Linked DNA regions of Mus musculus: regions 2 and 3 are each linked to region 1. Evidence: chromatin loops called from intact Hi-C (ENCODE). Cell type or tissue: heart. All regions are shown on one strand. Region 1 holds the start of Rnasel (ribonuclease L (2', 5'-oligoisoadenylate synthetase-dependent)). Region 2 overlaps Rgsl1 (regulator of G-protein signaling like 1). Region 3 holds the start of Dhx9 (DEAH (Asp-Glu-Ala-His) box polypeptide 9).

Region 1 (8,000 bases):
GCCTTGGGAATCACTGAGGGCTGGGGGGGGGGGGGAACGGGACACGGGACTCCCCACTGTGTTAATATTTATTTATTGTTAACAAAGGGAGCTGGGTTCCTTTATCAGCAGTGTATGTGATCACTGTTTTTCTGTTTGAGCATGTTATATTCTTGTAAAAAAACCTGAAAATAAAACTCAAAAATAATATCCCAATATTTCCCAGGACAGTATGGATGATATGAGGGTCCAGGGGAGTATGGAGGGCCTGTGGTATCACAGCTCTGGTGATTCTGTGGGATGGGGATACAGGACGGGGTGGGTGGCTGAAGGCACGAAAGGGTTGAGCTGGGTTTGAAAGGCTTTTGCAGGGTAGTCCACAAGGAGCCGGGCTTCTCCTCTGCCTGGTGCCTTCTGGGTCACATCAGTCCTGAAATCCTGCTCTTTGAGATTTCACTGCCTGAAAAGAGCCTGGCCCAGGCACATAGTAGTGAATGCCTGCAAGCCCTAGCTTTTAGGAGTTTGAGAATGGCCTTAGATTACATACTGAGATCTTGATTCAAAAGAAAAAAAAATTTAGCCAGGCGGTGGTGGCACACACCTTTAATCCCAGCACTCGGGAGGCAGAGGCAGGTGGATTTCTGAGTTTGAGGCCAGCCTGGTCTACAGAGTGAGTTCCAGGACAGCCAGGGATACACAGAGAAACCCTGTCTCAAAAAACCAACCAACCAACCAAACAAACAAAAACAACAACAAAAAAAGAAATTATGTGGTGTTATAGATATCTGCTTATACACAGATCTGACATGCTGTTGGGTTTCAGTTCTCCCCCAAGTCCTCTGTGTGATCAGAGTTCAAGTACTTGGTTGTAGAGACCCCTTAGAATTGCACCCTACACCTAGATCCAGGGTTCTCAGGTGATAGCAGGAGGGGTTCAGACACTGAGGGCTTAAGCAAAAATATGGGAACAAACAGGCAGGCTCTAACCTCATACCATCCAGACAACAGCTCGACCGGATCCTAAACGGGGGAGAGCATGTGTGGTGCAGCTGGTGCAGCTGGTGCAGCTGGTGCCGGAGGCCATCTGAGCTGTTACACTGTGGGGCGTTTGTCTATGTGAGATGGGTAGAGAGGCCCATGACCGGGGACGGGAGGGAGACAGGAGTGCCCAGGTACAATGAAACACTGTGGTGTGTGTGTCTGCTCCACACGCACACATCCCACGCTAAGCATGTGAAAGGCGGAAGACAATTTTCTGGAGTTGTTCTCGGCTTCTACCTTTTGGGTTTTGGGGGTTGATTTCAGGTGGTCAGCCTTGGCAGCAAGCACCTTTACCTGCTGAGCCATCTTGCTAGCCACAAGGCCCCGAATCCCTATTTTCCACGGCTGGAGATGTTTGCACACATAAAAACATGGCGATTCCTTAATGCGACAAAAGGTCATCACCTCCTTTTGCCAGACTAAAGACTCCTGCGTTATGCATGTTCTTGTCCCCAGTTTTCTGTATATTTTTATCTGCTGTTTGGAGCATTCCAGAACCCTGGATGATAACATGTAAGATGTGGGCATCAGTTAAGCCAGTATGTCACGGAGAACGCAACAGCCAAAGAAACCTAGGCCGGGGCAGTGCTTTCGAGGGCCGAGGAAGGCCAGACGATCCCTTGCGCTCTGCTGCCCTCCTGTGGCTATAACTATGTATTGTCTTAGGTTTGTCTGACTTCTATAGACTATTTATCTATGTTTAATTATGTGTGCAGGTGTGTGGCTTTGTGCCCATGAACGCAGGCGCCTGAAGCTGGGATGAAAGGTGGACATGAGTCGCTCAATGTGGGTTCTGGGAACCGAACTCGGGTCCTCTAGAATAGATGTATTCTTAACAGCGGAACCGCCCTCTCCAGCCTGAATTTCTTTCAGTTTCAAAAGCTTTGCTTTTCCCCGTGGAATTCTATGTCATGGCTAGAATTTGTTGTTTATTAATTCATTTTTGGTGAACATTCAAAATTATGAAATTGGAATTATTAACACAATTCCTAACACAGTCAGTGTCTATAGGAGTTATGGCAAGATTTCCTTAGTTCTTTTAGGGCTAAAATTTATCTTCCAATCTGGAAGGTCTTAGTTAAAGAGACTGTTCAGGGATCCAGGGTCTATGAGGTGTAAATTCAAGGCAGATAGAATGCTTGAAATTGGTCCAGGAGAAGAAAGAGAAGGCCGAAGTTAGGTATCCGATCCTAAGTTAAGTAGTTGATGCTAAGGGTGAGAGATGCAAGGGGCTTAGGTGCTATATTACAGGGTAGAGTTACCTTCAGGGGACAAAGGCAGGCAGGCAAAGCTTGCAGCCTTTCCCCTCACATCTTGGCAGTACCTGGAAGATGCTGCACACTCAAGGGGAGGGGCTTCACCCTTCAGTTACGCCTGCAGGAAATACTCTCAGAGACCCACCCAGAGCCTTTCTCTTTGCTAATATCCTATGCAATCAGGTGACCGCTGAGACTAACTGGCACAGTCACAGATTCAGGCACTGACTTAGACTTTGAGTAAAGCAAGAATCTGTGGATCTTTAAAAAAATTTTTTTTTCTTTTTACATCAAGCACCCATTTAAGGGAGAATTTTCATTTTAGCCATTCACAGGACAGCTCACAGAAAGCATGGAGCAATATTTAGAGCCACACGACTGACTTTAATCTGGTGTCTGCAGGTTGCTAATCAGTATGTTTCTCAATTTCTCAGGCTCTCACTTTGTATTATAAAATGTGACTATAAATAGTATTGGCTTCAGAGAGGTTTTGTGATGACAGAAAATGTGTGAAAAGTGTGTGTTAGACGGCTTGGTGACATGCTCAAAAACAGCAAACACTTGTCTGCGGCAGATACTGCTCTAAATACTCGGCATATGTTAATTCCTGTAATTCCTGTAAGAATCCTATAACATTAAAGACATAGAAGCCAGAGCGTTTATGTGAATCACTCCAATAAATGTAAAGAGATACCAGTCAGCTGGAGCTGCATAGCAGCCAGCCCAGACCACTCACACATTGCAGATAGGAGAAGGTCAACCTTCTACTGGTACAACGTTACAGCACTGGCTTCTACCCAAGTTCCCAGAAGGGTTTGGTAAGCTAAGTGCGAGTCTGGATGTGAGCCGGAAGTCTGATGTTCTTTTTGGTCAAAGGAAGGATCGAGGATACCACAGTGGGAAGTGGTTCAGGAGGAAGAGGGAAAATGCCCTTACATTTGCGTTGGCCGTTTGTTTCCTCTCCGTGTATCCAGTCCAGGTTTCCCACTCACTCCTGTGCCTGCTGTCTACCCTTGGTAAATTATTCCTTCAAAGTTTAAATCCCACCCAGAAGAGATCTTTGGTTCAAGATGGTCCAAGGGAAGTCATGGTTCCTGTCTTAGACTCTCCTGTCATACAGATCTGTCCTCCTCCATGCAGATCTGTCCCAGCATTTGTCCCTCCCCAAAGCAGACAGCTGGTACCAGGTGCCCCTCCCCCCATGCTCACGTGATGTGACAGCTAAAGAATTACTGTGTTTTCTTCACAAGGGGGACTTATACTTCCTGCCCTGGCCTTGATCCAGAGTTGAGTTTTCTGGTGGAATCTGATGGATGCCTTCCTCTGTTAATTACTGGGTCTCTCATCCTTTATGTGTTTATAGTTTAGGATTTTATTATAGGCACATTTTGTATTATAAGTGGCCTCAAATCATTTTTAGAATTGGGCTTTGGAAATCATAAAAAATAAATAAAAAGTAACAAACCAGCGCGCCAGCCTTACCTCTTACAAATCGGTTAGATCTTCAACGACTCCGGGGTCTGCTCTGGGTTGTTTAAAGCTCTTCTCTAGGGAGAAGGTTCCAGGATGCGGGAAATGAAACTTAGCTTTTCAAAACGACCCATTCGGACTAGCTGGTTCTTGTAAGCGGAACCTATTCTCCAACATATCAACTGTGGCTCAACTCTAAATATGAGGGAACACACATACGGGTGAGCAAGACGGCCCTGGCAGCTCCGCTCAGCGGCGGTATGAATTACTTCCCCCAGACACAAACAACCCCATGGAAATCGGCAACAATTAGAGTAGCCATCCCATGACCTTGGGGGAACAAGACACAAACAAGGGAACTGAATGAAGACCAAAAGTAGCTGAACGTCGCCCTCTGCTGGCTAATCTGAGTGATTTCTGCTTTCTGTGGCAAAGCTCCTCTTTGTTCTGTCTGGTTCCTAGAAAACAACAGTGAAAGTGTCCTTCGCGGAATTTCTCTTGCTTCCGAACAGCATCCAGTTGCGCACGAGTCTTTGTTTCCTCGCACCCCAGATCATTCCTGCCACCCCAAGCCTGTCAGGATCACGTATGTAAGCAAGGCTCAGAGGTTTCTGGGCGGAGTTCTTATTTGTTTATGACAGGCAAGCTTCCTGAACACAAGCTAGCTGCTCTGGGTGGGGCGGAGAGCCAGTGTTCTCTAGGAGTCTTTGTCACTTCGTCTGCTCAGGACAAACTAATGTCACCTGCTCTGGGCTGGCACTGGGTGCCTAATTCTAACAGTCTAGGTTAAAGGTAACAGTGTAGGCACTCCAATTAGTAACCCTTCGATGACTCATACGTGACTTGTGGCTCAGGTGGCCGTCAAAAACAGAACAGCTTTAGAGTGCCAGCTCAGAGCTGTGGTGGTCGGACAGCTGGTTAGTTTTTCTCAACTAGATACAAACTGGAAGTCACCTGGAAGAGGGAACCTTAACTGGGGAATTGTCCCCACTAGCTGGGCCTGTTAGCATGTTCCTGGGGGGCATTTTCTTGATTAATAATCAATGTGGGTGGTGTCACCTCTGAGCAGGTGGTCCTCAGTTATAGAAGGAAAACAAGCTGAACAGGCCACGGGGAAAGTCAGTAAACCCCATCCTCCCATAACTCATAAAGGAAACACTTTACTGACTGCCTGCGTCTCAGGGACTCCCATCCCAGTACTCTAACGGCCCCTCCACATCTGCTTAACTCTTCCCTGTGGGGTTTTCATCATAAGATACAGCACAAGATGCAGTTGTTTGGTTCCCCATCTGGCTTCAATGATAACGAAGGCAGGAGCGTCCTTCTCTGTGATGTAGCCCAGTTTCCAAAGCACAGCAAGCTACTTACCCGCTTTGTTCCCTGGATTCTCTAGCTGTAAAGTGGGGGTGAAAAGCAGTAGCTATCACAAGATTTGCATCCCTGGGTTGGTATTTGTGAAGTGCTCAGAACAGTTCCTGAAGTACACTCAAGAGCTATACAAATGTTTTCTGTCCTTAGCATAACTGCTGCCACACCACCACCACCACCACCACCATAATCCTTGTTACTATTATCTGTTCAGGTAGCAAAATAGCACACAGGAAGACAGACCAGAAACGGCGGGATATATCGAGGCACCCACGAAGCCCATAGGAATAGGGACTGCCAGGGACTACTTCATACCTAGAAATCTTATTATACGCCTTTTCTTTTAAATGTACTTAGAGACTCAGCAGGCAAAGGTGCTTGCCAGACAAGCCCGGTGACCTGAGTTTGAGCCCTGGAAGGGTGTACAGGAAGAAGCAGAGAACTGACACCCAAAGTTGTCTTCTGACCTCCATCAGCCTGCCCAAACACACACAGCATGTAATGCACACACACACACACACACACACACACACACACACACACACACACACACACACACACACACACATTCCTTCTCTGCATCAGGAGCAAGCTCTGCCCAGAGCTTTGGAATTTTGTAGTAAGCTACTGTAGTCCAAGCAGCACTTACAGTCATCACTGGCAAAAGACTCTCTGCCTGCCATGTATTAGCTGTGGGATGGTTTGACTATGTGTGATGGTTTGTATATCCTTGGACCAGGGAGTGGCACCATCTGGAGATGTGGCCTTGTTGGAATAGGTGTGACCTGGTTGGAATAGGTGTGTCACTGTGGGTGTGGGCATAAGATCCTCACCCTAGTTGCCTGGAAGTCAGTCTTCCACTAGCAGCCTTTGGATGAAGATGTAGAACTCTCAGATCTGCCTGCACCATGCCTGCCTGGATACTGCCATGCTCCCACCTTGATGATAATGGACTGAACCTCTGAATCTGTAAGCCAGCCCCAATTAAATGTTGTTTTATTAAGACTTGCCTTGGTCATGGTGTCTGTTCACAGCAGTAAAACCCTAACTAAGACACTATGTTTACCCCACAGAGTGGCACTATTAGGAGGTGAGGCCTTGTTGGAGTAGGTGTGTCACTGTGGGCATGGGATTTAAGACCCTCATCCTAGCTACCTGAGAGCAAGTCTTTTCCTAGCAGCCTGAAGATAAAGATGTAGAATTCTCGACTCTTCCTGCACCATGCCTGCCTGGACACTGCCATGCTCCCACCTTGATGATAATGGACTGAATCTCTGAACCTGTAAGCCAGTCCTAATTAAATGTCCTTATAAGACTTGCCTTGGTCATGGTGTGTGTTCACAGCAGTAAATTCTAAGACAAGATGGCTACATAGTAGATTGTGCGTTCATTTCCTTGTTTCCTTCCAAGAACACAGGCGACTTGTGATAACAGAGAAGGCACAAGCCTATCATATCTGTCCTCTGAGGTCAGGGGACAGCCCTTGTCTTCCTCCAGGAGGTGAAGATTGCTCAGGCTGTGCCCGGATTGACGCTGCACCCATGACTTCTGTTCTTCCGTTTTCTCACTCCTTTCTTGGCTCCTCCCTGATGGCTCAGCGACTCACCACAAGGAAGCATTTTCTGTAGGGGTTGTTGCAGCCAAAGGAATGCCTGCTGAGAAGAGGAGTAGAAGGTAGGCTAGAGGAGAGCTGGCTGTGGAGGTGTTCCTTGCCTAATCTCTCTCAGCCTGGGTCGGGGCAAGGATGAAGAGGTCTGGAGGACTGGGGAGCTGGGACTGATAGCAACTTGGCTGTGTCCCTGTGCTCCTAAGCGCTTCCACGGGTGCTGTCACGGTTCTTACACTGTTTATTTATGTCCTCTGCTTCTGGCGCAGCTCTGAACCGAGGAAGGAGAAAATGAAAGTGAGCTCGGGCTTGTTTGCTGCAGGGCTCTGTTCTGGAGTGGGCTTTTCCCTCCCATATCAGAGTCCCCTGATTTTCTTCCCTCCTCTGTTCTTTTCATTACACCAACTCACCTCACAGCCAGTGGCAGTTAGGACCCATTACACAAATGCTTTGGACAACAACTTTGGTGCTTCGTATTCAGAATATACTGCAGATGTAGATCTCAGAGAATGAGGTTTTGCACAGTTTGTAGCAGATACAGCTATTTAGATGTTCAGGTTAACAAGGGGTGCCTGATGAGTGAACCTGGAGCTAAGTGAGGCCCCTGGGCTAAATGGCACTCCCTGCAGTGGTGAGTGGGTGTGGGGGGAGTATTTGCTATATTCCCTAAGACACTGTCTGCAATGGCCCTGTTTACTGTTGTCCTCCGATGAGGAAACAAAATTGTGAGTCAGCCATTTATGAATGTGCAATGAGGAAGTGACAGCCAAAAGTTGCATTCCCAGAAACTCAAAGCTGAGTTCGTACTTCAACTTTCTTTTTTCAACCGCACTGCTTCAATAAAAACTCGCAGGGGGACGGAGAGAACGAACAGAAAGAACAGTGTGTGGGGGTGACCAGCCTCACCTGGGATAAAGTCAGATGGACCAAGATTACCAGAAGGTGCCAATTACTAGGTAAGTACCATTATAGAATATTGGAGAAAGAAACAGTTAGTTTTCGTGACATTTCGTGACATTTCGTGAAATTTTAGGACGTCTAGTATAAGAAATCTGTAATAGGAAAACTAGATAAAAATGAGCTACATTTCCCACAGCATCAGCGTCATTCAGAATGGTTTTCATTCTTAAACTATCATTTCAAACATGAAAATATTTAAGATCAGAAGATTGAAATAAGCATGTATGTGTGTCACTTAGCCTGAGCCCAGCCTGGAGAGAAATCTGTACACGTGTACTAAATATAATACGGTATGGTATAAATATGGATGACAGGGATAG
Region 2 (8,000 bases), 59 kb after region 1:
AGCGAAGAGTAATCCTTTCTTTCAGTAATATATCAAGGGGCCTAACAGGGACAATCTTTTGTACAGCCGATAGTGCCTGGACAATGGCTTTCCTGCCTGTAATGTCCTCCCCTCTTCCCTCTCACTGACCTGGGAGTCGTGTAGGTGTGTTGTTGACTTTGAGGGCTTCCTAGGGACGGCCTGTGCTTCAACAAACTCAAACTCCACAGATCGTGGTGGAAACAAGTCTTGGTATTCCTTAAACCTACCAGAAAGGCGACAGAGAGTATTAAAGAAGATAAAACCACGGTGCATGAAACATAACAAGGCCTTTTCCATGTCAGCTCCTGCAGGAGTTACAGTGGGAAGTGTGGGATACTCAAAAGCTCTCCTCTGACTATCTCAATTTTATCTAAAGTCAGCCTATCTGTGCTTCTCAGCGCTGTATTCTTCCTCATTCTCCCCCTCTCTCTGTATGTGTGTTGTATATATGCATTTATGTATATGTGCCTGTGTATATTTTATATATGTGTGTATGTTTGAGTGTGTGTATATGTGTAAGTGAGTGTGTGTATGTGTGTGTTGCAAACACAGGCAGGCAGGAGATTTCAAAGTAAGTTTGGTGTTTCTTTTGTAGGACAGCTCTAGCAGTACACTATGAGGTCTGGGAGATCTTTGCTTAATGTGGCTTTTCAAAGCTAGGAAGCAACCCCAGAGGGAACCCCACCTTCTCTGAACATGCTCACCATTTTTCTTCCACAGATTTCATGACATAACCCTGGAGCATCAGCAACGTGGTGGTGGTGATGTGACGCACATTAGCAATTTCTTTGATAAAGGGAGCATCACACTGCAGTATTTCCTCTAAAGAATGAGAGAAAGGGAGGGAGGGAGGGAGGGAGGGAGGGAGGGAGGGAGGGAGGGAGGGAGGAATAGAGGGAGGGAGGGGGAAAGGAGAGTCATTTCTGTCCATAGTTTGGTGGTTTCATGAGAAAGGCTCATGACTCTGGTATTATTCTGGCCTCACTGAGCCTTCTACAATTTGCAAGTCTCCAAAGATTATTTTATATGTTATGGGAAACTATTTTTTGTAGACAAAACACTATCTTTCTTAGTCCCATTTCAAAGATGAAAGCTTGAAAGAAAATAAAGTTAAAATAAAATTTGAATTCATTTCTGTAGCTGGGGTGAAGTTTTCCAGTTTAGAGAGAGGCTTAGGGGGAAAGGAACAAAGCGAACTCTTCAGGTACAGAAGGAGAGCCCAAGATGCGACAGTCACTGTGGAGCGCACCACGATGCTCCGTGTCCAGAGACAATAGGACTGTTAATGAGCTTGAGCATGCGCTTCGGAGTATCTGGGCACTCCTTTCTCTCTGAGACCTTCCAGAATGATGCATAGAACTCATCTTAAAATTCAGCAAACAAGTATTTCTTATATGTGCCAATGCATAATAATAAAGATACCTCTTGCATTCTAAAAGACAGGAACTTTGGGTGGGCCTCATCGTCAGAGTTCAAAATGTACCCCAAGGTCACTTTAGGCTTAGGACTACTACTGCAGTCTACTTAACCTGCCTTTAAGAGAACAATGTAACAACTGACCCTCCTTGCCTTAGATTTCTCAGGTAATTAATCTTTACAACTGATGCAAATCTTAAATTATGTCCCAAGGTGAGTGTATGTGTGCATGTATGTTATGATAATCATTTGCTGAGGACAGAAGATAGGACCAAACTAGCTTCATAAAATGAATGTGCACAAAAAAAATGTTGGAGCAATGTATGGATATCGCTTGATGGCATTGGTTTGATTGGTATCTGGGTCAGCTGGAATAATCTGGAATCAGTGGCTTCACCCCTTATAAGACTCTGTTAAGGATTTCTGTAAAGTGCCCCATTCCTTCTTCATATTGTGCTTTCTGTGCTGTTCAATAAGAAAGCAGAACCCTCTGCCATGGACATACACAGGAACACACAAACACAGGGACAGGTTCACAAGACAGCATTCAGGCAGGCGCAGATTCAGACTCATACCATGGACAGAAGATGATGGAAGACTGTCAGAAGCCATTTAGGAGAGGCTAAGACTAGTGGGTGACTTTCCTGAAATGTCCATCATTTTGCATAGATGGTGGTGGATAAGCTCTGGAGGCAAGGCCCTAAGACACAAATCTCAGGAATGATTCTTGCTATTGATATGTCCTCCCTGTCATTATTAAATTAATATAGCAATCCCTGGGTGTTAGCCCACCCTACCGGGCAGATTTTCTGCAGATCAAAGAAGATGCACTATCTTGTAGTGATGCTATATAGAGAAATAGATGATTTCTTAATTCCTAATGATTCTATAAGAATTCCTAAATTTATACTAATAACTATTGAGCCCTTTATAATAGGGTTGCAATTAAAGTCCTCTATGATATGAAAACTGCTATTAGAACTCTGCCAGTCTTCACATATCACAAGTTAATTGCACTAGATGGAAAGCAGGCAAAAAGATTTACAATTTAGGAATGAATACATTCCTTTAGGCCATAAAACCATTAACTAAAGATTGTAAAAGGAATGAATGATATATTGTAGTTGCAAGGACAAAAGATAAAATATTGACTGGGTTTATCTATACAAAAGTTCGATGTTAATGTATACATAAGAACTATAGTTTAGACTGTCAATGAACCTGTGGAGCTAGCTGTGGGACTTAGCTCCTGGCAGGAGACACAGGACAAGTAGAAATTCAAATCTGGGCTCCCTCTTGTTTAAGGCACATCAAGGGGAAGTGCTTTGTAACTTCTTATAATTGCATTAATGTGATATCAATGCAATATTTGTGAATCTGAGTTTATTATTAATGCATTCGAATTGGACCTACAAACTCGCATGCTGAGCTGGGGCATTTCTGTACATCCCAGGACATGGCAGGCAGATGCTGGAAGCTTGAGAGTTTAAGGCCAGTCTGGGCTACATAGACGGGTTTCAGGCCAGTCTGCAGTGTGTGGCAAGACCCTGTTTCAAAACAAACAAATAAATGAACAAGAGAGACTTGTTACTTTTGAACTTTTTCTTTTTTCTTTTTTTTTGTATTTCTACACTTGCCTTGGATAAACAAAACCAAACCAAGCAAACAAACAAGTAAAAAAACCACTAAATAAATGAGCCCCTTTCTGCCTACATAAACTCTGCCTGTTCCCCTGTGACAGACAAGAAGCTCGGCTCTACAGCTTTAGAAGGGCATTGTGCTCTCACCTCCTTTTTCTAGAGCCATGAGCTAAACTTTACTTGCAATCTCCAGCTAAAATGTATTTCCACAGTCTTTACCACCACCTTAGACAGGAAAACAAGACAACATTTAGGAACGGTTGTCAGACACAGTGTTCCCCAGTGCAACTCTTCTTCTGGGGATGGAGAACACCACCTGTTTGCTTATAGCTAGTCCCAGGCTAGTCATTTTAATGGTCAAATAATTGGAATTTGCATTCAATGGAATAAGTTATAGCTAACTTCAATGCGTTGTACTTCCTTTGTTTAGAAAATGCAGCTACTTATTCCTACCTTACTGGAGTTTAGGTTAGATTCCCAACAATAAAGGAGATTAATGAGCGTGTGTATGGAATGTATCTCACTTGTGATTTCCTTTCATCAGTGTGCTGACTTTGGGCTTAAAATTGTTCTCTGCATTCATCCTCGGTGTCTCAATATTGCCCCCATGTGGCCATTTCCCTCTCAGTTCTCTCTAGCGGTTTTGATGGAGTCAGGCTACTTCCCAAACTTCTCCTCCCAAGAAACTAAAGGGAGAATCAAGAGAAAGAGAGGCACACCGGCAGGGACCTTTCCGTGGAGATAAGTCTTGGTTATATTTTCCAAAGATGTCTTATAAGTCTTTTCATTGGTCTCCATCATGATCTTCTGTACGGCTATCAGGAACTGCAACGGGCTTTCAGACTTCCGGTCTTTGAGGAACTCTTTGAAGTACTCGAGGTGTGCATTATTTAGGAGGACTTCTGTTAAGTTCCTGGAAAACAGAGCGTTGTATTGTTGCTAGAGGGGAAAGGATAGAGACCTTGGAGACTGTTCCGAGTAGGGAATGAAACCGAACGTGGGTTACAGTGTAGTTTCTGGACCTGTGAGACCCGCCTATCTCTGCCTCCCTAGTGCTGGGATTAAAGGCAGCACACCTGGCTGCCCCTTGAATGGAGTTAAAGCTAATGTTTCGCCCACGATCCCCTTTCCTTTTCTCTCACAGTCTTTCTTGGGTAGGCTGTGCTCCCTCCGGGGTTTCATCTTCCTTGGCAGGCTGCAACTGTATCTCTAGTTACTCCCCTTTCCAATTTTAACTGCTCATGTAACCTCTTATGTCACAGTCACAGCTATTATTCAAAGCTGCGTGCATGTAACCTTCTTCTGACTAATTTACCCATCTCCTTTACAGATGCCTTTATGTAGGTTTTTGATAGACATCCTTTATCGGAATGTCATAGCTTTTTTTCTATTCTCATTTTGAAAGTTGGTTTTTTTTTTCTTAAATCATGATGTTTAAAATCATGGTTTAGATATCTCAAATGAGATAATCATGTGGGATTTCTACCTCATTTATTTAATATGGAATATGTGGTGGTTGATCTTGGTCTCCGAGTTAATTGGAATTGAAATTAACTAAAAGGTATGCCACTTTTCTTGATCAGATTATTTGAAATGGAAAGGCCCATCCTAAATATAAGTTGTTCTTTTCAGTATCAGCCCAAGTAAAAGGGAAATGAAAGAAAAAAACTAGTATTTGTCAACTTGCCTTCACTCTCACTGGCAAGTTCATCTATGCAGTTCCTGCTGCACTTCATTGATGTTAGAATTAGCTTCTTCAGGTTTTCAACTGAGGACCCATGAGTGACTCTCCAGGAATCCTGAGGGCTTCAACACCAAACTGCAACTCCTGAGACACATAGCCTCATGAACTACTAGATTCCCAACCTCTCCAGTGTGCGATGGCCACTGATGGACTACACCAGTTATATTGTATGAGGCAATCTCAAAAAAATCTCCTTTTAATATGTACTCATTCTATCAACTCTGTTATTCTAGGGAAGCCCAACGAATACAGGATATTATTTCAACTTTTGGATGTTAACTGAATCTTGTGTTCCCTAGATAAATGCCAGCTGCTGATGCTACATGATATTGTTGTTGTTGTTATTACTGGATCTAGTTTCCTATTTGTGAGAGACTTGTGTGTCTAGATTCAAAGGGAAGTAGTAGTCTGTGGTTTTCATGATGCCTCTGCTTTGGGAATCAGGATGATATTGGCCTCATAGGATAAGTAAGAGTTTCTTCTATTTCCTCAAAGAGCAATTATAATGTTGGTACTATTTTTCCTTTAAATATCTCCCAGAATTCTCCAGTGATACTACCCATGATATGGTGTATGAAAAAATTAAGTTATTAAAGATATACCTTTTTTTTTGTTTGAGACTGGGTCTAAATGTGTAGCTCTGGCTGTACTGGGAATTACCTTATGAACTCTCAGAGATCTTCCCGCCTCTGCCTCTAAATGCTGGGATTAAAGATGTGCACCATTTTGCCTGCAAATTACTACTTTTTGATGTTGCTTGAAGGACACCAAGTTTTTAGTCACTATGTTTTTCTGTTTTTGTTGTTGTTTCTATAGATTTAGCAACCCTTTCAGGTTGTCTTCAAATCAGCTTTTAGAAATCTGGGCATTTCTAGAAGATTATTACATTAAGTTGTTGAATTTGATCCTTGTATTTCCTAACCGTCTCAATGTCTTTACATTTTTTTTCAATCCTGATTTCTAAACAAACTAAATTTTTATTTATTTTTGCATGTTTGTATGTTTGTGCGTTTTTGTCTTTCTGTCCATGCTGTGTGTTTCATGTTACACATATGGAGGTTAAAGGATAACTATTGGGAGTTGGCTCCTCTTCCTGAGTGGGTCCTAGCCTCAAGACCAGACAATGTCTACTGCGCATCTTCTAGTTCCCTGGCTCTTCTTTCAGGTTAAGCCTGCTGATTCTGTCTAGCATGCTTTCTTTCATCTGGTCATTATGCTTTTCTACCCCAGATCTGAATTTGGTTTTTACTTTTTGGGTTTTTTTGTTTCGTATCATTTGTCTCATTTTTTCTCAACTTTTTCTAGTTGACTAATGATTGCTATCACAGATTCCTTCAGCCGTTTAAACGTAATCTTCTTTATTTGCTGAGTGGTTTCTTGGATGTTTTTGATAAGTAACAATAGGAATCACCTCCCAACCGGCTTCTCTCTGCTGCCCGCCCCTTATGCAACCCGTGCTTGCCTGGTTTCACCTTGTGTGACCATCACAGCAACGCTGGAGCGGAGCCCACCCTCATGCTTCACTTCTCACAAGCTCTTGCTGTTTTATTTGCTTTTGGTTTTCTTTAACTGACTTACCAAGGGTGACCCTAGAGAGGATTGCTCCTCACAGTGTGTTCACATGGTACACCCTCTGCTTTCACTTAAATGTTTTTCATTCTCTTAAGTTTCTTTTAAAACTTATAATAAAAGGAAACAAATTAAAAAAAAAACCTATATTGAAATAAACCAGACCCAGAGACTATATATAACACAATGAACTTCTACACTGTCCAAATAGCAATTCAGAACAGAGGCTGTGTGGCTTCCTATTGTATCCCATGCTTTTCCTACTGAACATATTTTATGTGCCTATTACCAAGAAAAATTTTAAAAGTATTTTAAAAAGGTGTATGCATTGTACTTTAAATGTATGAGCTCTTTGTCTGTTTGTTGGTCTAACGTGTGTATGGCTGGTTGTGCAAAGACCAGAATAAAATGGAGGTTTTCAGCATTATACAGATGCTAGGAACTGCACTCAGGTCCTCTGTAAAAAGCAACAACTTCTCTCAACTACTGAGCCATCTCTAAAGACCCCATTCTTTGAAAAATGGCTAACTGAGTCCATGTTTGTTCTATCTGGGATTCCACTCCTGGTCTCTTTTCTATCAAGTGGAGCCTCTACATGCAGTTTAGGACTCTTCCTGGAGTCTAACTTTCCTTAATTCATACTTAATTTTTTATCTCTTCCTACTATATGCACATAGGAATCAGACAAAACTTAATCATAATACTTAAAAGTCAACTTTGTATTGTCCTGAGTTTATGTCTTAGATTAATTAAGGTCAGGAACCATTGGATGTGGTGGTGCAAACCTTTAATCCCAGTACTTGAGAGGCAGAGGCAGGACAGCCAGGGCTACATAATGAGACCCTGTCTTAAAAACAAAACAAAAGCAAAGAACAAATAGAAAAAGACAAGAACTGCCTTGTTACTGTGATTCATATTGTATTATACCATTATCATCAACATCATTAGGTGGCCAAGACATAGCATGTGACCAATAATAACTACACTGAGTGAGAACTAGAGACATGTTTAGAAGAACTGCATGTGTCTTATCTCTGATGCTAGCTGTGATCTTAAGTCATGGGCTGTAGGACTTACACGATTTAGAAAAGACTTTTTATTATTCCTGCTCAACTCAGTTGGAAATATTTCTGTAGTCTGAGTAGAGAATAGTGACCAGTACAGACTAGAACCTAAAGAGGAATAGCTGAGTGCATATCAGGAAATGCTTTCCATTATTCAAGGGGAGGAAGACTTATTCAGAGTGTTTAGAATGGACAGATGATTTCCAACCTCTGGTGATGCTACAGTAACAGAAGCATTCCTGTGGGCATTTTTTTTAAATATACAAAATATTTTTTTCTGGATATTTGACTGTCTTTTTTATACACTACAATGTTTTCATAATCTAGAGGTGAACTTTTCATGTAGCCAGCAATTACACAGAAATGGAGTAAAATGAATAAATTGGTCCAAGTTATAGCCAGGAAAGGAGGAAGCATACTTAAGGGATAAAGCACTAAAAAGTCGCCTGTAGTATTAACCATGTTCTCTGGGGATACAGTTTCAGAGCAGGAAATTACAGCAGATATAACGCTTGGAGAACCTTTTATGTCTAAGTGGCATTTGTG
Region 3 (8,000 bases), 260 kb before region 1:
GAGAAGGGCTGATCTCTTTAAGTTGGAGGCTACCAAGTCTACAGAGAAACCCTGTCTCCAAAACAAAAACCCCCAACATAAGTAAATGTACAAAGTAAATGAGTAACAAAATATAGGGCCTATCAAACCCCTTTGTCTCTAGAAAACCCATTTAATTTTAAACATTCATGCTAACTAAGTCCAAACAGATCGATACAGCCCTTAAGGCTCCAAAATTTACCCGAGGAAAATACTAATATTCCCATCTATAAACTAACTAGGCATCTCAGTAATAAATTTATACCTAAGTATATTCTTAGTTGCAACCCAACTTCACAATTGGAAATTCTAATCCGATCCCCAAAGATCTTTCACAGCTATTTCTTGAATCCTTAAAGTGGTGCTGATATCCTTAGTAGATTAGGAACTATTTAATCCTTAAACTGCCTATTGTACTGTTTGGTTTTACTTTTATTACTTTGAACTGAGGAAATTTAAGAAAACTGGAGAATAAAGAGTATAAATGGCCCCCTAGAAATACTCAGCGGTTAAGAGCACTGACTGCTCTTCCAGAGGTCCTGAGTTCAAATCCCAACAACCACATAGTGGCTCACAACCATCTGTAATGAGATGATGCCCTCTTCTGGTGTTTCCAAAGACAGCTACAGTGTAGTTATTTACATAAAATAGCAAGCTGGGCGTGGTAGCATACACCTTTAATCCCAGCACTTGGTAGGCAGTGGCAGGCGGATTTGAGTTCGAGGCCAGCCTGGTCTACAGAGTGAGTTCCAGGATAGCTGGAGCTATACAGAGGAAACCCTATCTCGAAAAACCAAAAAAACAAACAAAAACCCCACAACTTCTTTTACAGACCTAGAACTTATCCTCTTGTCGAGAGCCTAGATGGATGCCAAATTTTCCATCATGTCACATCTGCCCTGCTGTTTTGGCTCCAGAAATGCCTCCACTATTACTCGTTTGTTTTTCTACAGCTCCTCTCTCACTTGCCACCACTACCTGATACGTATACACGTATACTCGTATACACACACATATCGGAATAAATCAAATTTTGTTTTATGAGACAAGATTTCTATGTGTAGTAGCCCCGGACTCAAGAGATCGAACAATACCTTCCACCACCAAACCCCAGTGCTGGAATGAAAGGCTAGAGTCATGGCTCCCAATTTTGTGTTTTCATTCTTGCCACCCGGAAACAAATTCTTTCATCTCTTTTCGCACCCTCAGGTCACGTGGCCGGCCCTCCCTTCCTCCAGGAAGGTCTGGCCTTAGGCGTAACTGATCTCTCATTGCCCTTTGGAGCGGATACACTGTGCACCTCAAAGCCAGACTCAGGCTCGTGCACCCCTCAGACTGAGGCGCCCTCCCTTTCGACCGTTATCTACAGCGGGGCTATCCCGTTGCGCGGTGTAATTCCGCCATCACTTACTAAATCATGCATTCATTTTCCTACCACCTGCTCCTCATCCCGCCCCACCCAGCCATGCCCCGTCACCAGTGCGGAGCGGGAGGACCTGCAGCGAAGCCCCGGACCCCAAAGCGGGCACCCCCACGGGGCCCGGGTGTCCCGGATTAGAACCGCGGACGACCCCCCACCACCACGCGCCGGGTGGCGTCGAGCCGCTACCCCTACACGCAACTGATTACAGACACCCGCCGCCCGTCAGGCCGAGTGAGGAAGAGGCCTCCGAGAGCGGCCAGTCTGTGCAAGGAACCCCAGGGCCTAGGGCCACGGGAGCTCCGCTGCGCGAGGCGCCCACGGCCCGTAAATCCGGGTACCCGCCGCGCTGCCCCTCCCCCACACGCTCGCCCGCCCGCGCCTCACAACAAAGCCACGGCTGAGCCGCGGAGGCCGGCGTCGGCCCGCAGCAATGAGCCCGCGTCCGGGGCCGCAACGCCCCCTTTCTTACCCTCCTCCGCTTTTCCGTGCCCGAGAGCACAGCCTTCTTAGGCGAGTTCGCAGCGCCAACCTTCCACGAGAACGGCGAAAGAACACACCTCACCCGCATGGAAGCAGCGGCGAAATGGCTCCGACTGCAGGACCCAGGGGGCGGAGTCGGCGACTCGCGCCTGCGCGGTAGGCCAACTCCGGAGCCAGCACGCCCCGAGGGGGCGGGGCTTGAACCACTTCCGGGCGCCAAACCTGAGGTCGCGCGAGATCTGCTGGCCTAGGCCCATAATTTCCTGTCAGTCGCTAACCAGCTTGGTTTCTGGAAGTTATGTCTCCTTGCCTTTGTCTTTGTAGAGCAAGCTAGCCCACCACTTAACGCAGTCCACTTGCCTCCACCTCTGAAGGCAAAATTTAGAGACATGCCACCATGGATCTCCTTTTTGATAGTTTATCTTACGTAAGGGCAGTGTTACAGGATTAATCCTTTCAGAGTTTATCAGAATAGCCACTTTAAAATATGCCAAAGCAATGTATTTATGGGTGCTGTATGTTAAAATACAAGGACTGAAGTATTTCTGCTTCATCAAAATGCTGCAGGCAGCCGGGCAGTAGTGGCGCATGCCTTTAATCCCAGCACTTGGGAGGCAGAGGCAGGCAGATTTCTGAGTTCGAGGCCAGCCTGGTCTACAAAGTGAGTTCCAGGACAGCCAAGCCTACACAGAGAAACCCTGTCTCGAAAAACCAAAAGAAAAAGAAAAAAGAAAAGAAATAAAATGCTGCAGGCAGTGTGTAGCATGGTGGCACTTGCCTCCAGTCACAGCACCCAGGAAACAGAGACTGACAGACCTCCGTAAGTTCAAAACAGTCTGGTCTATGTTTAAGGAAGGCCAGGGCAACATAATGAGATCCTGTCTAAACAGCAAAGGAACAAAAACCTTAGAAGTTAAAAGCACTTGTTGCTCTTGTGGAAGGCTTGGATTCAGTTCTCAATCACACAGTGGCTCACACACAACCATAACCTCCATTCCAGGGGACCCAGCAGGTACAACCATGGTGCACTGACCTACAGGCCATAAGACATAAAGTAAAATGAATCTAAGACAAGAAAGAGAGCCCTGGCTTATTGGTTTATTGCCAGGGGTGGTGGTATATGCCATTAATCCCATTGTAGTAAAACCCATTACCCCACCAAAAAGAAAACCCTAGCTCAAGACACAACTTCTCCACTTACCTTTTGGCTGGGGAGAGGGACGAGGGACTCTTTTTTTTTTTTTTTTTTTTTTTCCAAGACAGGGTTTCTTTGTGTAGCCCTGGCTATCCTGGATTTGTAAACCAGGCTGTCCTGGGACTCACAGAGATCTGTCTGCCTCTGCCCCACCCCTCACCCCTCAGGCTGGGATTAAAGGCATGCTCCCAATTATCTCAAAATCCTGTGTTTTGTTTAGCTTCAAGTGAGAAGACTCTTGAGTTTAATACTTGTTTTGAGGGGTGTTGTATTTTTGAAGTACTGAAGAGTAACTCAAGGTTACCCTACTACTAAGCTACACTCAAGCCCAGCATCCCCAACCTAGTTGTCTGTTTGTTGTTGTTTTGTGAAAACTAGCATGCCTCAAGCCCCGATTTGATCTCCACCCATGCGAACAGAATTATGGAAACTTCCAAAGGAGAACGGTGTTTAAAACTCCTCAGGCCAGAGGGTGAGTGCAGCCCTCTGCTGGTCGGCTTGCCTAGTGTGCAGAGACAAGGGAGTCAGCGCAGAACACACAGACTGACAGAAATTTCACTTCTGCTACTTTCACCAACCCTTTCTCTATTTTAAGGACCTGCCTCCTTCACACGGTGTTCTAAATTCTACAGGGCCCCTGTGGGGTGGCTTCTTCCTCTCTGCTCATGTGACTTTGTCTGAAAATAAAAATGCAGATCTTGACCCCGGGTGATCCAGCTTCCAAACTTTCCAAAGCCCGCAGAGAAAAAAAGACTTGGCCCATTGAGAGGATCTTCTTTTTTTATTTTTATTTTTTAAAGATTTATTTTATTATTATATCTAAGTACACACTGTTACACTGTTGCTGTCTTCAGATGCACCAGAAGGAAGCCTCAGATCTCATTACAGATGGTTGTGAGCCACCATGTGGTTGCTGGTATTTGAACACATGACTTATGGAAGAGTAGTCAGTGTTCTTAACCACTGAGCCATCTCTCCAGCCCGAGAGGATTTTCTACCCATTGTCTCACTGTGACCTTCCCGCCCTTGAACTTACCCCAAGAAAAAGATTTGAGACAAAAAAAAAAAAAAAAAAAAAATCCCCAGAGACAGCAGGATATCTATTTCCTCCCCCTAATTTCTGTCTCTTGGGATATTTGGTAGAAAGGAGAGCAGTATGAACCTTGATTCCAGGAAGAGAACTGAAGAAAAAAAAAGAGCTGGGCTCAGTGGAGAGAGTGCTGCTTGGAGTCCCTGACATCCTGAGTTCCAGCTCTAATATCATAAGAAACTGAACATGGCACCTAAGGTTTGTAATCTCTGCAGTCAGGATCCAGAACCAAGGGGATCAGGATTCAAGGTCAGCGTCTTCAATAAGCAGGTTTGAGGCCATCCTTGTGACACGGTGCCAGACCTTTGAAGCACAACTGACTCCAAGATGTAAGCACTGTTCATTGTACCATCCAGGCTGTAAACTCAGTGTGGAGACAGCACCGCCTGCCAAAACTAAAAGTCTCCATCCATCAAAGTCCACAGTTATGGAAAACTTACTAACTGTGCTAATTTCTCCCGTGGTTCTGCTTCTGTGGACCTGCTCTTTTAAGTGAAGGATATCAACCCAGGACTTGATTTTTTTTTTCTTGGTGTTTTTGAGACAGGGTTTCTCTGTGTAGTCCTGGCTGTCCTGGAACTCACTTTGTAGACCAGGCTGGCCTCGAACTCAGAAATCTGCCTGCCTCTGCCTCCGGAGTGCTGGGATTAAAGGCGTGGGCCACCACGCCCCGCTAGGACTTGATTTTTATGTTTCAAAGCTCACCTGAGAAAGGCAAAGGGCTACACTGGAATCCCAAACACCAGAGTAGTCACCACCCAGCTAATAAAGACTTTCTATTGGCTTAAACCCACGTCAGAGCAGTCTTCTCTGTTGAGCCCCTCAACAGTCCTGAGACACTAAGACCCTTCCACAAAGCAAAGCAAAACAAAACAAACCCAGAAAATTAAAAAAGGTGAGGTTTAGCCGGGTGTGGTGGCGCACACCTTTGATCCCAGCACTTCGGAGGCAGAGGCAGGTGGATTTCTGAGTTCGAGGCCAGCCTGGTCTACAAAGTGGGTTCCAGGACAGCCAGGGCTACACAGAGAAACCCTGTCTCGGAAAAAAAACAAAACCAAAAACCAAAAACCAAAACAAGCTGGGTGGTGGTGGCACACTCCTTTAATTTCAGCACTTGGGAGGCAGAGGCAGGCGATTTCTGAGTTCGAGCCCAGCCTGGTCTACAGAGTGAGTTCCAGGACAGCCAGGGCTATACAGAGAAACACTGTCTCGGGGGAAAAAAAAAAGGTGAGGTTTCTAAGAGAGTAAAGGGTCTTTGCTAACAAGCCTGGGAATCTGAGTTTGATCCCCAGGACCCACATGGTGAAATCAAAGAATCTAGTCCCTCTAGTTGTCCTCTGACCTCCACACAGGTCATGTTGTTGTGCTTCACACACACACACACACACACACACACACACACACCACTCACACACATGCATTTAATGTAAATATATAATTGAATGCAAGCTGTGAAATATTAAGGTAGATACAACATTTTAAAGGTAATCAATGAGACTAGAGTTGTAGCTCACTGGTAAGGATTGGGTTTAGCATCTCACTGGTAAGGATTGGGCTTAGCATGCGTATAGCCCTGACTTTAACCTCCAGCACATCCATACTGCGGGAAAAGCCAAGCCCAGTACAGCAAGCCTATAATCCCAGCTGTATGGGAGACAGACTCAGGAGGACCACAGGTTAAGGCCTGCTTGGGCTACAGAATGAATGTGCTCAAAGCCAACCAGGGCAACTTGTTCTGAGACTCCATCTCAAAATAAAATGGGGGTTGGGGGGTGTTGAGAGCCCAGCAGGAGAGCAACTGGTTAGCATGTATGAAGCCCTGTGTTCAATCCTCTATATTTAAGAGATAGATGAGAGAGAGAGAGAGAGAGAGAGAGAGAGAGAGAGAGAGAGAGAGAGAGAGACTGGACTACTGATTACTGTTAAGTTATAGATCTTCTTTGTCTGCTCTCCTTCCCATCCCCCCAATACCCCCCCAGGTAAATTCTCCTATTTTCCTCTCCCTCTCTTCCCTTATCCCCTTGTGCCACAACCTTGAGGCTCTCACAGAATTTTCTCACTCCCCCTTGCAGCTAGCTCAGCTCTCCCACTGATAGCAAGGCCTGAGACAACTTTGAGTTGTAACTTTCTTCTCCAGTCTGGGGCCTTCCTCCTCCACTTCAGGCCCATGTAGGCTAGGTCACAAGTAACTTTTTCTCCCCCACCTCACCCCTTCAGAAAACCTCTGAGAACACTTTGTCCTCTGGTTTGAGGATACTTCCTCCTTTCACAGCATTCTATTGTTGCATACAGTTTGCTTGCTCTCTCCTAATGCTCTCCCACTTCAGGGCCGCATCTGTGCATAGTTCTGCTACAAGCTTCAGGCTGCCAATGCTGAAAACAGAGATTGTAGAGTGAGCACAAAGATTGTGTGTGTGTGTGTGTGTGTGTGTGTGTGTGTGTGTGGTGTAAAATATAATTTTAAGCCAGGGGTTTATCATGTAGTTATAGTTATGTTGGAACTCATTATGTAGATTCAAATTCATAGAGATCCTCCTGCCTCTGTCGCCTCAGTGCTGGGATTAAAGGCATGTATGTTGTACCAGCCCTGGCCTAAAAGGGAATTTCATGTCTTAATATGAACCTGCAGTAATTTCTAAAAGAGATGTAGCTCAATTAGTAGTGTGAGCCTAGCATCGTGGCACAGGCCTATAATCCCAGCCTGAGGAAACAGAAGATCAGAAGTTCGAGGTCACCCTCAGATATTTAGGGTGCTCAAGGCCAGCCTAACTTCATGAGACTGTGTCACAAAAGAGAGTTGGTGCGGAGGTAAATGCCTGCCATCTGATCTTTAGGAGGCTATTCAAGCAGGAGTTCAAGGTCAACCTAGGTGACATGAGATTCTGTCTCATAAATAAATAAGATGACACATTAGGAGGCCTATGTAAGCACTTAGTACAAAATGGTTGTTCTGTAGATGCTTTTTTAGAGTGATTGTGAAAGCCAACACTGGAAATAGGCTCTGTGACCACAGTGATTGATATGTTGTTGGCTGGGCTAAAGTCTCTTACCAGAACCCACACTATCTGCATACTGGAAGTTCTCAGTAACTTAGCTTAATGTGTAAATAAAGTAGGAAATGATGTTTTATTGGATAAACTGTTTCCCCCAAATTAGAATATATTGTCTTTCTTCCTCCTCTTCTTTTTCATTTTTTGGGTTTGTTTTTGTTTTTTAAGGCAGGAATTTTTTTGGGGGGAGGTTCTCTGTATAGCCCTGGCTATCCTAGAACTCACTTTGTAGACCAGGCTGGCCTTGAACTCAGAAATCCGCCTGCCTCTGTCTCCTGAGTGCTGTGATTAAAGGCCGGCAATGGTTTTTGTTTTAACAGACCTATCTGTTGACCAGACTTCCTCTCTAGACCAGGCTAGCATCAAACTCTCAAAGATCCACCCGCCTCTGCCTCCCGAATGCTGAAGTTAAAGGTGTGTGCCACTATGCTGGTCAAAATACATTATCTCTTAAATATTATTAAGCTCAGAGACTATGAAAGCATAAGAACTTTATTGGGGTCTTAGGGGAATGAAAATAGGAAAGAGAAAGGAAGGACATGACTTCTCCTGGGTATGGGGAAGAAGAAGGTTCATTGTAGATTAAAAGGCAAGCACAGCCAGAGGCAGGGATGTCAAGGAGAGTCTGGTCACGTGAGGAGAAGGGGGAGGGGAGGGGAATAGAGGGAAAAGGGCAGGTGACTAACTAGCTGGATTATGCAGAAAGGGCAGCTGGGGGAAGGACGGCTCAGCCCCTGAGCTAGA

What was found. Hi-C counts contacts between places; a loop is a spot of excess contacts. Peaks named below come from ENCODE experiments on the same cell type or tissue, not always from the same donor. Only the 100,000 strongest peaks of a DNase experiment are listed, where the experiment ranks them.
Region 2: a loop joins it to region 1, with 2.8 times the contacts of the local background. A loop is called at or near these places in 20 of 42 quality-filtered maps.
Region 3: a loop joins it to region 1, with 3 times the contacts of the local background. A loop is called at or near these places in 8 of 42 quality-filtered maps.

Annotation. Positions count from the first base shown.
Region 1 is chr1:153,745,272-153,753,271 of GRCm38, forward strand. It overlaps Rgs16 (regulator of G-protein signaling 16), which reads left to right. Exons shown (of 5, transcript NM_011267.3): 5 at 1-197. Rnasel (ribonuclease L (2', 5'-oligoisoadenylate synthetase-dependent)) reads left to right here and starts at 4,155. Exons shown (of 9, transcript NM_011882.2): 1 at 4,155-4,336; 2 at 6,588-6,788; 3 at 7,574-7,676. In heart, CTCF peaks have their summits at 1,672 (motif pointing left) and 4,145 (motif pointing left); DNase peaks (open chromatin) are centred at 4,080, 4,470, 6,820, 7,460 and 2 weaker places; H3K4me3 peaks cover 2,138 bases; H3K27ac peaks cover 2,412 bases.
Region 2 is chr1:153,803,885-153,811,884 of GRCm38, forward strand. It overlaps Rgsl1 (regulator of G-protein signaling like 1), which reads right to left. Exons shown (of 22, transcript NM_001368270.1): 12 at 3,797-3,990; 13 at 726-843; 14 at 130-244. The region is part of intron 1 of Gm41974 (a long non-coding RNA gene); the gene reads left to right. Among named protein-coding and RNA genes, the nearest start is that of Gm41974, 22 kb to the left of the region's middle. In heart, a CTCF peak has its summit at 3,683 (motif pointing left); no DNase peak of the experiment used is centred here; H3K27ac peaks cover 83 bases.
Region 3 is chr1:153,485,623-153,493,622 of GRCm38, forward strand. It overlaps Dhx9 (DEAH (Asp-Glu-Ala-His) box polypeptide 9), which reads right to left and starts at 2,038. Exons shown (of 28, transcript NM_007842.2): 1 at 1,911-2,038. In heart, a CTCF peak has its summit at 3,641 (motif pointing left); DNase peaks (open chromatin) are centred at 2,089, 3,749 and 6,439; H3K4me3 peaks cover 2,507 bases; H3K27ac peaks cover 1,609 bases.